Regions from separate parts of the Homo sapiens genome. Here regions 1, 3 and 4 are each linked to region 2. The links are chromatin contacts, found by Hi-C or POLR2A ChIA-PET in ENCODE. All regions are on one chromosome and are shown on one strand. The core of a region is the stretch at or near the end of the contact, and the rest is flanking DNA. Distances in the headings are between cores, read along the strand shown. Region 1 has its middle 28 kb from the start of MIR4472-2. Region 2 overlaps MED13L (mediator complex subunit 13L). Region 3 has its middle 5.4 kb from the start of MIR4472-2. Region 4 has its middle 45 kb from the start of MIR4472-2.

Evidence for each region. Hi-C counts contacts between places; a loop is a spot of excess contacts on that map. ChIA-PET counts read pairs that join two places held with the same protein, here RNA polymerase II (POLR2A). Pooled maps may share reads with other maps.
Region 1: a map of endothelial cell of umbilical vein shows a loop between it and region 2 (3-fold over the local background). The contact joins two enhancer-like sites. A Hi-C loop is called at or near these places in 2 of 168 maps with a recorded cell type or tissue (endothelial cell of umbilical vein and sigmoid colon) and 4 of 50 pooled maps.
Region 3: a loop to region 2 is called in a map of IMR-90, with 4 times the contacts of the local background. The contact joins two enhancer-like sites. A Hi-C loop is called at or near these places in 5 of 168 maps with a recorded cell type or tissue (HepG2, IMR-90, PC-9 and 2 more) and 6 of 50 pooled maps.
Region 4: a map of endothelial cell of umbilical vein shows a loop between it and region 2 (6-fold over the local background). The contact joins two enhancer-like sites. A Hi-C loop is called at or near these places in 2 of 168 maps with a recorded cell type or tissue (endothelial cell of umbilical vein and heart right ventricle) and 2 of 50 pooled maps. POLR2A ChIA-PET finds 5 or more read pairs at or near these places in 3 of 52 experiments (AG04450 and WTC11).

The regions. Positions count from the first base shown.
Region 1 is chr12:116,454,415-116,457,525 of GRCh38, forward strand. No RefSeq gene overlaps it. Among named protein-coding and RNA genes, the nearest start is that of MIR4472-2, 28 kb to the left of the region's middle. RefSeq lists enhancers at 231-769, 2,490-2,989. Within about 2 kb of position 1,362, at least 29 of the 41 ENCODE cell types and tissues checked have a DNase peak (open chromatin) inside an H3K27ac peak, as active enhancers do.
Region 2 is chr12:115,997,226-116,000,249 of GRCh38, forward strand. It overlaps MED13L (mediator complex subunit 13L), which reads right to left. Exons shown (of 31, transcript NM_015335.5): 15 at 1-5. Among named protein-coding and RNA genes, the nearest start is that of LINC02463, 110 kb to the left of the region's middle. RefSeq lists enhancers at 791-1,292, 1,176-1,225, 1,293-1,792. Within about 2 kb of position 1,251, at least 2 of the 41 ENCODE cell types and tissues checked have a DNase peak (open chromatin) inside an H3K27ac peak, as active enhancers do.
Region 3 is chr12:116,421,296-116,424,477 of GRCh38, forward strand. No RefSeq gene overlaps it. Among named protein-coding and RNA genes, the nearest start is that of MIR4472-2, 5.4 kb to the right of the region's middle. Within about 2 kb of position 1,921, at least 3 of the 41 ENCODE cell types and tissues checked have a DNase peak (open chromatin) inside an H3K27ac peak, as active enhancers do.
Region 4 is chr12:116,381,863-116,384,757 of GRCh38, forward strand. No RefSeq gene overlaps it. Among named protein-coding and RNA genes, the nearest start is that of MIR4472-2, 45 kb to the right of the region's middle. RefSeq lists an enhancer at 1,047-1,723. Within about 2 kb of position 1,514, at least 8 of the 41 ENCODE cell types and tissues checked have a DNase peak (open chromatin) inside an H3K27ac peak, as active enhancers do.

The sequences.
Region 1 (3,111 bases), core at 112-2,611, 460 kb after region 2:
TTTTCTTTTTTTTTTTTTTCAGACAGAGTCTCACTCTTGTTGCCCAGGCTGGAGTGCAGTGGTGCGGTCTTGGAACATGGGAGGCAACCTTAGCCTCCCAGGTTCAAGCAATTCTCATGCCTCAGCCTCCCAAATGGCTGGGATTATAGGCACTTGCCACCACGCCTGGCTAATTTTTGTATTTTTAGTAAAGACGGGGTTTCACCATGTTGGCCAGGCTGGTCTTGAACTCCTGACCTCAGGTGATCTGCTGCCTCAGACTCCCAAAGTGCTGGGATTACAGGTGTGAGCCAACATGCCTGGCCTCTCGTTCTCTTCTATATCCAGAGTCCTAACTCCCTCATGGTTCATCTCCTGGGAGGGGCGGGGACGGCTTACCCACCTGTCCTTCACCTGGCCTCCTGACCCACAGGCAGTGCCCCCACATCTGTCCCCAAGGCTTCTCTCCCCTCCCTTCCCTCTCTCCTTCCTGCTGCTTAAGAGCATTATTTGCTTCTTGCAAAATGGCCTTATGCTGGGGAGAGCCCCCTCTGCGTCCTACAGGTATTTCTGCTCTTGGCTGACTTGTTTTCACAGTGCCGATCTGACAGTTCTGCAATGGAAATGAGGGTTTTCTGGCATGGTTGTGGCAGGGTGCGGAAGCTTTACTCAGCTCAGACTCATGACAACGATGATTCCTCATAATAAGCCCTCTCATCTGAGTCAGCTACCCAGGAATTCTATAAAATACGTGGGAAGAGGCCCCTGGTGGGAACTTAGATCCCGACGGTCACTCTTCCTGGTGTGGCTGGTCCTGCCTTAGTTACTGCCACCTCCCTCTGCCCTTCACAGCCAATTCCTACTTCTCCTTCAAGTCTGGTCTAAAATGTCACCTCCTTAGAGAGGCCCTCCCAGATTGCTCATGTAAATAGCCTCTTCCCTCCATTCTCATCCTAGCTTCCTGTTTGCTTCCTTCAGCAGACTTAACCCAAATTACAATTTTACACATTCATGTTATTTGCGGGCTGTTAAGTATTAAAGATTCTGAAAGGGGTGGGGCTGGCGTCACGTTTTTCATTGATCCCTGCCCCAGCTCTGTCAGTGTCTAGCACACAGTAGGTACTCCATGCATTTTCGGTGAATGAATAAAAACATTGTTTGGAGCAGTGAGGGAGGCCCGGGGAAGCTGCTTTTTGGCAGTGAGAACACGCGGAGCTGGAGATCCTCCTGCAGGGAGCTGACTTCATCCTTCTTGTTCCCGTCCCAAACCTTGTCCAGAGGCTACAGGGAGGGAACTGTATGTACAACTATCTTTGCAGCTTTTCAGACTTCCGAACAAGCTGCCTTCCCAAGAAAACACATTACCCAGAGGCTTTTTCTCCCCTCCTGCTCAGACAGGCAGTGGCCCAAGGAACGGCGTTTTGTTTATGATAATAAAGTGGGACCCATGGCAACGCATTGTGATGTCATGGCAGTGTGAGATCATAAATCCTTCCAGGGGAAGAATGAAGCGCAGCGGACACAGTGGCTTCTCAGCCTCCCCTGGCCCAACTGAGGCTGTTGCTAGATATGTTTTTCCTGTATCAGGTGGTTCATTTCTTTTTTTCTTTTTCTTTTTGCCTCTTGATCTTTTTTTTCTTTTGTCCCTAAAGAAAAAAAATTAAAATAAATAAATAAAAGTTTTAAAAAAACTCTGAGTGGAAAGATTTGTCCCAGGAATTTCCTGCTGGCTAATGTCCAGTTCGCAGAGAATGCCAGCAATAATGGGAACAATGCTCACTCGTCCCGGACCTGTGATGAGAAAACTTTCCCAATTCCCCAGTTCCGTGGCTGAAATATGGCAAAGCCTTGGAGAGTTACTGGGCAGCGGACCATGGAGTTTGCAAGGAAAGATGTCCCTTGCTCACACTCTTAGTCTGCCCGTCCACCGTCAACCTTTCTCTCTCTTTTGCTCCTTCTCCATTTCTGTTTCTTCTTGCCACTCTCAATCTGTCTGGCTCTCTCTTACGTGGGTTTTCCGTTGTTTCTCCACCACTCTCCGTTTGTCCCTCTCCAGCTTCGTCTCGATCTCTCTTTCTCAGTCTCAGTCTGTGTTTTTCTTTCTCCACATTTCATTCTCCTGCTGAGTCTGTCTGTCCCTCCCAGGCTCTGTCCTGGTGGTCCTCACTGGTTTTGACTCGCTGTTTCTCTCTTTCCCCACTCACTTTCCTCCTCCCTTCCCTCTGTGCTTATGTTACTGAAGGAAATCACATTTGGAACTCTGAGGACTGAAGAAGGGCAAAGCTGCCCCTGGGGTTTTGTGATCTGCAAGCTGAGTGGCGACGGGTCCCTATTTCCAGGGTGGGTGTTCCGCGAGGCAAACCAGACCCCGACGCAGGATATCTACCCCCATTCAAGGAATATGTTGAGCCTGTGATACAGGAGCTGGAGAGAAGGTCACTGGCCAGTCTGCCAGGGCCTGTAGACTTTCCAGCACTTCTCCCTGCCAGCCCCACCCATGCCTTCTCTGCTACCATCCTCCCCACCCTCAGCACACACTGCAGATGGGGAGGAGAGGCGCTCACTTGGCGGGAGGAGGGAAGGGAGGGGAGTAGGCTCTTCCAATCTTTGGCCACCCCAGGGCCCTTGTTCTGCCTGGAGCCTCCTTTTGACAACCCATATTCTGTTCCGCAACAGCCCCCATACTTAATCTAAATCTGGGTTTTTCAGCCTCAGTCCTATTGACATTCAGTGCTGGATGATTATTTGCTGTGGGGGACTGTCCTGTGTTGTAAGATGTTTAGTGGCATCTCTGGCCTCTATTAGATGCCACCACGAACAACTCCCCTCGCATGGTCACAGCAAAAATGACTCCAGACCAAATGTCCTGTGGGGGTAGCGATGGGGGGTGGGGTTAAAACCACCCCTGGCTGAGAACCACTGGTCTAAACCATCTCTGCTCCTGCTCCTTCCATCCACATTCCTCCCTGTTACTCTCATTTTCTCTCTTGCTAAAACCCTCCATGGCTCCCTATTATTATTAGTAGTAGTAGTAGTAGCAGTACCATGAATATCATAGCAAACACCTATATAGGGCTTTCTGTGTGCCAGGGATTTGGCCATGTGCTTTGTGTATATATTAACTAATTTCCT
Region 2 (3,024 bases), core at 1-2,500:
AACTGCTAAAAATAAGAAATAAAAAAAATTTGTTTAATAGGAAGGGCTTCTAAAAAGTCCTAGCTTATAGCCAGGCGCACTCTTTGGCACCAAAAATAGTGCTAATTAAATGATCACATCAGTTCACAAAAGAATATTAATAATGGAAGTGACTAAGAAGAAGGCCATCAGCAGAGAATTATCTTTTTCTGGGTCTTGTTTTGTTTTGTTTCGTGAGACAAAGTATCACTGTATCACCCAGGCTGGAGTGCAGTGGCCTGATCTTGACTCACTGTAACCTCTGCCTTCCTCGTTCAAGCAATTCTTGTGCCTCAGCCTCCCAAGTAGCTGGGACTATAGGCACGTGCCACCATGCCCAGCTAATTTTTGTATTTTTGGTAGAAACAGGGTTTCACCATGTTGCCCAGGCTGGTCTCGAACTCCTGGGCTCAAGTGGCCCGCCTGCCTCGTACTCCCCAAGCGCTGGGATGGCAGGTGTGAGCCACTGTGCCTGGACTTTTCTTGGTCTTTATCACTAACTTCTTGATGCTTTATGGTCTGGCTTCACATTAATTAAGTAAACAAAGTCTACATAACTTGTATGTTTCTTCCAACAACTGATTCCCTGAAAAGTCTAAGGAGAGGAATTAAACAGAAAGTGGAAGCAATTAGATAGTTACCACTACTAAAGTTCTATCCCTGCTTTCAAGTATGTATAAAATATTACAAAAAATAAAAATTGTTTGGAGCTGATTACTCAGCTAGTTTGACAAATCCACTACACTTACAGCTGCTCTTTTGGGGAAACTCACAGCTGCTCTTTTGGGGAAACAGTTCCATATTTTTTCCAGACAGATATTAAAATGAAACTTCAAAGTTTCTTTTAAGAAATACTTAGAACAGCGGTTCTGAACTCCTTCTTTAAAAAAAAAGTTTCCTTTAATACACCTGTAGTAAAAAATTATCACTACAGTAGTTCATTAAGGCACTGATTCTTAAAAAGTAGACCTATTGAAAAGTTGTAGTTGTAAAATTTGGCCACTAGGGGGTGGCCTATGCAGCAAATTTTTTAAGTTTGGAGCCACAGGTTTTTAAATCAGTGATTTAATGTCCCAGTTTCCTATCCTATTGCTCTTTCCAACAACTTCAAGATTTAAACAGACCAATAATAACCACTGAATCACTAAGATCTGACTCCTAGCTCCGAATCAGAAATTAACACTGGGCAACTGTACCGTGCTGTGCTCACGGCTACCCAGTCCAGGTGCTGGGGACTTAGATCTGCTGTGGTCAGGTCACTTCCCCCCTTGGGGCCTTGGTTCCTTCATCTAACAGGGAAGGCAGGGCTAGATGGATGACTCTCAATGGGCCTACTTGCTTTGCTTTGTTTGTGAGGGGAGAGGAAAGCTTTCAAACACCTCAGCATATGGAGGCAGAAGAAAAGGTGAGAACTTCTGAATTACATAATCTTTACCGTGTTTCTAAGTGAAACAACTGTATAATCCTAAATCATTTAGCCTCTCTTGGCCTGTGGAGTTATTTGTAAAATAAGGAGAGGGAGAGGCCAATCAGCAGGGTTGTTAATTCCAACATTCATTTCCATTAGCGATGCTCCACTGCTACTTATTTTCTATAATAGGAATCTGTATCTGATTTCATTATACAAAAAAGTACCTGCTGCTTCTAAAAAAAAGAAGAAGAAAAAACTAAAAATCCCAAGTTGATCTTCAAGGCACCTTAAAAATTTATAGAAGTAGAAACATGAGCCAAGCCAAACAAGAAACTGGCAGAAAACTATTTGAGAGGCTACATAACCGATACACTCTGAGGTGGAAAAACAGGACTTAAAATGTAGCAGGAACCAGATCAGTAAGTTTTCTTTAAAACAAAGCCAAGATCTTTAATATAAAGTTAGTCTACACTGGAGGCCGGGTGGGATAGCTCACACCTATAATCCCAGTACTTTAGGAGGCCAAGGCAGGCAGATCATTTGAGGTCAGGAGTTCGAGACCAATCTGGGCAATATGGCGAAATCCTGTCTCTATTAAATAAATACAAAAATTAGCCAGGCATGCTGGCAGGAGGCTGAGGCACAAGAATCTCTTCAACTGAGGTGGCAGAGATTGCAGTGAGCCGAGATCTCGCCACTGCAATCCAGCCTCGGTGAAAGAGAAAGACTCTGTCTCAAAAAAAAAAAAAGTTCATCTACGCTTGAAATAAATCCATCACCTTTAACCTTTAGTCCCTATTCCTCCTCTCAAGCCGAAGAACAGCTACTACAAAACTGTAATATAATTTGAGTTATATTTTAAAACATAATTCTGCTTCATAAAATCTTCAAAGTCACATTGCCATAAATCTTAATAGCCAGTGTAGCTCTTTGTGAAGTACAGAAATTGTATAAATTCTCTTTAAGTTAAAAGGATGAGCTTAAACATAGCCTTTCTTATAAGTATCCTATGACACAAGATTTTGCAAAAAAAAAAAAATAGTTCTATTAAATTTGTTTTTACATTTCCTGTAAGAAACATAATAAAGGCATTTCCACCCACTTAGTGTTAGCTGACTTCTTTGATCTTCCTGAACGCACGCATATATCTCAGTTTTCAAAGCCTCAGCCACCCTGTTAATTTTAGCAAAGGTAAACAGAGAACACACAAAAAAGCAGGGATGAAATTCTACCTCCAAGAGAGTCACTTTATAAAGTGGTCTTTATCATTGTTACTATCAGATATTCTTAAGGAAGACTCAGTCTGTCTCACTTCAATTTCCTAATCCGTAAAATGGGAAAAATATCTACTTCATATTTTTTGTGCATATTGAGATAATGTATGCTCAGAAGTGAACACTTTGCTGCAAACATCTAAACATTCAGCAAATGATGAACTCAGTACAAATTAATTCTCCCTCCCAAACCTGGATTGGAAAAAGATGGAACCACTGTCAAGTTTTGGGACTTTCTGAAAATATATGACCCTAAAGAAATTTTGAGATGACCAAAGGGAATCGGACTCAAAGTGGGTAAAGCAGAAAGAACACACAGAC
Region 3 (3,182 bases), core at 671-3,170, 420 kb after region 2:
CCTATGGCTATCAATCAGAGTTTTGAGTTGTAAACAATCCATGGTATGCTGATAAATAGACTCTTCCAAAACAAAAAAAGCCCTGATTTGTAGCAGTTGCCAATTTCCGTGGTGAAACTACACCCATCTTGGCTGATTTTAAGTGACCAACATGATGTCACTGAAAATTGAATTGGGAAGGGGTGCAAACCTTCTCCTGAGCTGGTAGGAGCTGACTCCAGCACGCCCCTGAAGACAACAGATACCAATGCTGACTAATTTTATTAGGAAAAATATATACCCAAAGGATATGGGGTAGCTTGCAGAATTTCCAGCAGGCAAATTGGATTTGGAGTTAGTTTGTGCATTCAGGAGTAACTCCCACATTGCCCCAGAAGTCGTCCAATAAGTGAAGATGCTACTGCTGTTCCCTCTGTCACAGACACAGTTATATCCTCCCTTATAGCCAACAATTCTGGACACCAGTCAGTGCCACTAAAACTGCAGCCACTGACATCTCTGAAAATGCCATGTAGCTGCTGGGCTGCTACTACTCCCAGTTAGCACTGAGATGTACAGTTTCTATTTCCTCCACAATTAGTGTCTCATTTAATCTGGGAAAGTGCACCTGATTGGTGGAGCCAAGTCATGTGCCTGTGCCCTAGCTGCAAGGGAAGCTGGGGAAGGGAGAGTGTTAGTTTCTTGTGACTGCCATAATGAGTTCTCTAATGTTGTAATGAAGTCTCTAGAGGAGGACCCTTCCTTGCCTCTTCCAGCCTCTGTATCTCTCTTCTGTGTGGCTCCTAAAATGTTACTTGTCATTGCATTTAGGGCCCACTCAGTCAATCCAGGGTGATCTCATCTTGAGATAATACTTAAGCTTAATTACATCTGCAAACACAGTTTTTTCAAAAAGAGTCAAAAGGTAAATTATTTTCAGTGTCAAAGGTCATACAGTTGCAACTACTTAACTGCTGTTGTAGCATGAAAGCAGCATAGACAATATGTAAATGAATAGATGTGGCTGTGTGCCAATAAAACTTTATTAACAAAAACAAGTGGTGGGCCAGATTTGGCCCATGGGCTGTAGATGGCTGACTCCTATTCCAGAACATGAAGGAGCCCAGCTTGTGATGAGTGCTCAGTAAGTGTGGGTTGAGTCTTCCGTCTACAGTGTCCTTGAAATGTATTGAACATGGGGACCAAGCGAGGGCAGAAATTAATAAAGAATTCAAAGAACACTAACACTCTGTGGCCCATATTCTTTTTTTTTCTTTGAGACAGGGTCTCACTTTGTCCCCAGGCTGGAGTGCAGTGGCTTGAGCTTGGCTCATTGCAACCTCCGCCTCCCGGGTTCAAGCAATTCTTCTGCCTCAGCCTCCCCAGTAGCTGGGACTATAGGCACCATGCCACCATGCCTGGCTAATTTTTGTATTTTTAGTAAAGATAGGGTTTCACCACGTTGGCCAGGCTGGTCTTGAACTCCTGGTCTCAGGTGATCCACCCACCTTGGCCTCCCAAAGTGCTGGGATTACAGGCGTGAGCCACCAAACCCTGACTTATTTTGTATTTTTTGTAGAGATGGGGTTTTGCCATGTTGCCCAAGCTGGTCTCGAACTCCTAGACTCAAGCAATCCACCTGCCTCAGCTTCCCAGAGTGTTGGAATTACAGGTATGAACCACCGTGCTCAGCTCCACATTCTTGAATAGACTACACAAAGGTGAAAAATTGGACCCCCAAAAATAAATACACAAAAATCAAGTTTGTGAGATGAGTGTTACCTGTTTTGGAACCCAGGGCTAATGTGGCTTACAATTTGATCTCTGGTTTCATGCTCAGTGACAGCATCCAGCCAGAGACCGGGGTGCCTCTGGTCATCAGGAAGACCAGGGAAGAATGTAGAGGGATTTACACAAATTCACCCCATTGGAGGAGAAACACAGGCAAAAGCCTAAGTGTCACGCTGACAAAGAACAGAAACTATCAACTGCTGCCTCCATCAGGAGTGAATCACATGAAATCCAGATTTTCTACTTCCAGGATTGCAAAACATCCAAGAAACAGAGTCTGAAGGGTAAAAGAAACAAAGAGTGATAGCGTGAAAAATAAATCAGCTCTGAAGGCTGCCGGACCTGGGTCCAATTCTCAGTTGCCTGGTGACCCAGACCAGTCACTTTACTTTCCAAGCCTCAATTTCCATATCTGTAAAATGAGGAGTGTTAGACCCATCTCACCTCCTGGTTACTAGAATTAAACTACACAATTTTCATCATAAAACATAGCACCTGGCCGAGTGCAGTGGCTCACGCCTGTAATCCCTACACTTTGGGAGGCCAATCTGGGTGGATCACCTGAAGTCAGGAGTTCAAGACCAGCCTGGCCAACATGGTGAAACCCTGTCTCTACTAAAAATATAAAAATTAGCTGGACATGGCGGCATATGCCTGTAATCCCAGCTGCTTGGGTGGCTGAGGTAGGAGAATAGCTTGAACCCGGGAGGCAGAGGTTGCAGTGAGCCAAAATTGCACCACTGCACTCCAGCCTGGGCAATAGAGTGGGAATCTGTCTCAAAAAAAGAAAAAAACAACAAAAAGCACCTATTGAATGCTCAGTAAATATTAGTTCCTTCCAAGCATGACAATGGAATGAAGACTGAAGTTTTCTGTTTTTTGTTTTTGGGGTTTTTTTTGTTTGTTTGTTTGTTTTTTAAGACAGGGTCTTGCTCTGCCGCCCAGACTGAAGTGCATTGGTATGATCATGGCTCATTGAAGTCTCCAATTCCTGAGCTCAAGAGATCCTCCTGCCTCAGCCTCTTGAGTAGCTGGGACTACAGGCATGCGCCACCACACTTGGCTAATTTTTAAATTATTATTATTTTTTGAGACGGAGTTTCACTCTTATTGGTCAGGCTGGAGTGCAATGGCGCAATCTCAGCTCACTGCAACCTCTGCCTCCTAGGTTCAAGTGATTCTCCTGCCTCAGCCTCCCAAGGAGCTGGGATTACAGGCATGTGCCACCACACCCGGCTAATTTTGCATTTTTAGTAGAGACGGGGTTTCTCCATGTTGGTCAGGCTGGTCTCAAACTCCTGACCTCAGGTGATCTGCCCGCCTTGGCCTCCCAAAGTGCTGGGATTACAGGCGTAAGCCACGATGCCCAGCCCTAAAATTTTCTGTAGAAACTGGAGTCTTTGTTGCCCAGG
Region 4 (2,895 bases), core at 264-2,763, 380 kb after region 2:
CATCTTCCCTGTTTCAACCCTCCAACTCCCCTCTCCCCAGCATCTCCAGGGGTCTGCGTTCTCCTTCCCAGCCCTGGGAGCTTTATTTCAAGCTGAGATACAATGACACATCATGTTCCTTTTCTCTTTCCTTCTTCTTTTTAATAAAGCTGTTTTGTGTCTCCACACCACCCCCCTTCTGCATTCCTTGCATCTTAGTCTTCCCGTCCCCCTCCTGTAGGAAATGTCTAGGATTCTCTCACTGGGGTGTAATGGTTAAATTGCTACCAGCTGATTAAACAGCAGCAGTCGAAGCTGTAATCCTCAGCGTTCAGGAACCTGGGAAGGCAGGGACGAGTGCCCTGACCGCTTAGCCCCTGCTGACCCCCCTGCCAGGCGCCCGCCCAGTTTCACCCCTTTCATTTGTCCCGGGTTGCTTAATAGAATCTGCTGGGAAGGGGCGAGGGGCTGAGAAGGAAGAGGAAGGAGGAGGGAAGAGGGAACAGGCAAGAGGGGAGGAGGAGAGGGTCCCTCCACCAGCTCTGGTTCAACCTCCAAGGAATGTTGCTCCCACCCCTGTCCCTTTCCTGCCCCCCTGTAAAACCACACACACACACACACACACACTCTCACACACGCACATACTCACATTAGCGTACACACTCACATGTTCACACACTTACAGATACTTGCATATACTCACAGCCACACACACACACCCACATGCTCCCTTGTTCATACACACAGCCACGCACACACTTTCTCAAACTCATACATACAGACACACATACACACTCATGCTCACACACAGTCACATATGCATAAACGCATGATCACACACACACAGCCACACACATTCACACACTTTGATACCCCCCAGAGCCAGTCTCTTTCTCATTCTCTGCAGAATGAAGACCACATGAAGGAGAAATCCCACCTGCCCTGCTGCTCCTCCTGGGAAAGCTTCCTCCCCGCACCTGCCCCCCATATAGGGAAGGGTCAGAAAGATGGGAACTGTGAGATCAGAGACCGGTCTGGGAAGCGGGAAAGTGCAGGCTTTGGGTGCAGGCAGCCAGCTGCAGGATCCTGGAGTCAGGACTTCCTTTCTTCCTGCCTCTCTGAGGATCGAGTGGGAAAAACACCCAGCCCAGTCAGGCAGGCACAAAACATGTGTTACCTCGATGATCTGTGCTGGGTGCTGGGGTGCAGTGCAGCTGGCATAGCCTTCTGCACCCTTGAAAGCAACGTGTCCCTTGGGCTCCTTGATGGACACTTCCCACCCTTGGCTCTTCACCTGCAAACTGACCTGTGACCATCATATGAGACCCTGGGTGTGCAAAGGTGTGGCCACAACTTAGCACATGCCAGGGTCCCACGACGATGGTTTTCCTGTATGATTAACGTTGCTGTCGATTCAGGCTCTGGACTAAGAATAGCAGGGGGCAGCCAGCCTCCTTGGGAAAGTTTATTTCCGTGGAAAGTATAGTTCAGATGAGTGAGGATCTGGCCTCGATTCATCCTCCCTCCCTCACACTTAGTCAGAAACCAGGGAAGGGCCTACTGGATGGAGGGGGAATTGGCTCACAAGCACTGGAAGTTTGCCACTGCTCCAAGTACGCTGCTCTCTGAAGCAACCTTTCTCTTTCCCCTGGGAGAAAAAAGCCTCCAAGCAGGGTGTAGGAGAGGGCAGAGGGAATGGCTGCCGAGGGCCCTAGGCCAGCCTTATTTCTGTGCAGCGGGTTGAATGGTGTCTCCCATTCATGTCCACCTGGAAACTCAGAATGTGACCTTTTTTGGAAACAGGGTCTTTGCAAATATCATTCAGGTAAGAATGAAGATGACATCATACTGGGTTAAGGTGAGCCTTTTTCTTTTCTTTTCTTTTCTTTTCTTTCTTCTTTCTTTCTTTTTTTTTTTTTTTGAAACAGAGTCTCACTCTGTCACCCAGGCTGGAGTGCAGTGGCGTGATCTCGACTCACTGCAACCTCCGTTTACCAGGTTCAAGTGATTCTCCTGCCTTAGCCTCCAGAGTAGCTGGGATTACAGGTGCCCACCACCACGCCCAGCTAATTTTTGTATTTTTAGTAGAGATGGGGTTTCACCATGTTGGCCAGGCTGGTCTTGAACTCCTGGCCTCAAGCGATCCTCTGGCCTCAGCCTCCCAAAATGCTGGGATTACAGGAATGAGCCACCATGCCCAGACCAAGGCGAGCCTTAAATCCAGTGTGAGTGTCCTAAAGAAAGCTAGAGAAGGACCTAGAGACTGTGAGGATAGAGGTCGACATTGGAGTGATGCAGCCGCGAGCTAAGGAACTCCAGGAGCCACCAGAAGCTGGAAGGATACTGGAAGTGACATTTTGATTTTGGACTTCTGGCCTCCAGAACTGGGAGAGTAACACATTTCTGTTGTTTTCAGCCATGCAGTGTGCGGTAATTTGTTACAGTAGCCACAAGAAACTAATATGCTTTGCAAAGCATGTGTCAATGATCCCATTTTACAGATAGGAAAACCAAGGCACAGCGAGGGAAAATTTGCCTAAAAATCACACAGTTGGTTGGAAGTGAAGCCAGGATTCCAGCCCAGGTCTGTGTGATTCCAGCACCTGGACCCTGGACCACCGAGTTCACAGAGAAGGGACATTTCTGCAGGGGAGAGCTGTGGTCAAAGAGAGGAATAAAGGCAAGTGTTGGCTTCCTCAGAAAGCGGCAAACAGACCGGCAAGGAAGCTGTGGCAAGGGGTCTGGGAGATGGGACCCACTGTCTCAGACATCTTCCCCTAGGCTTAGAGTCCACATCAGGGAAGGGTTGCTGAGAATTCCACTGGAGTGTCTCCCAACCCCTCCCCCACCCCTCAATCTGGAGAGCCAGGTGGTTATGAGACAAAGAAGCAAAGGACCTCTGGTCACAGCTGACCA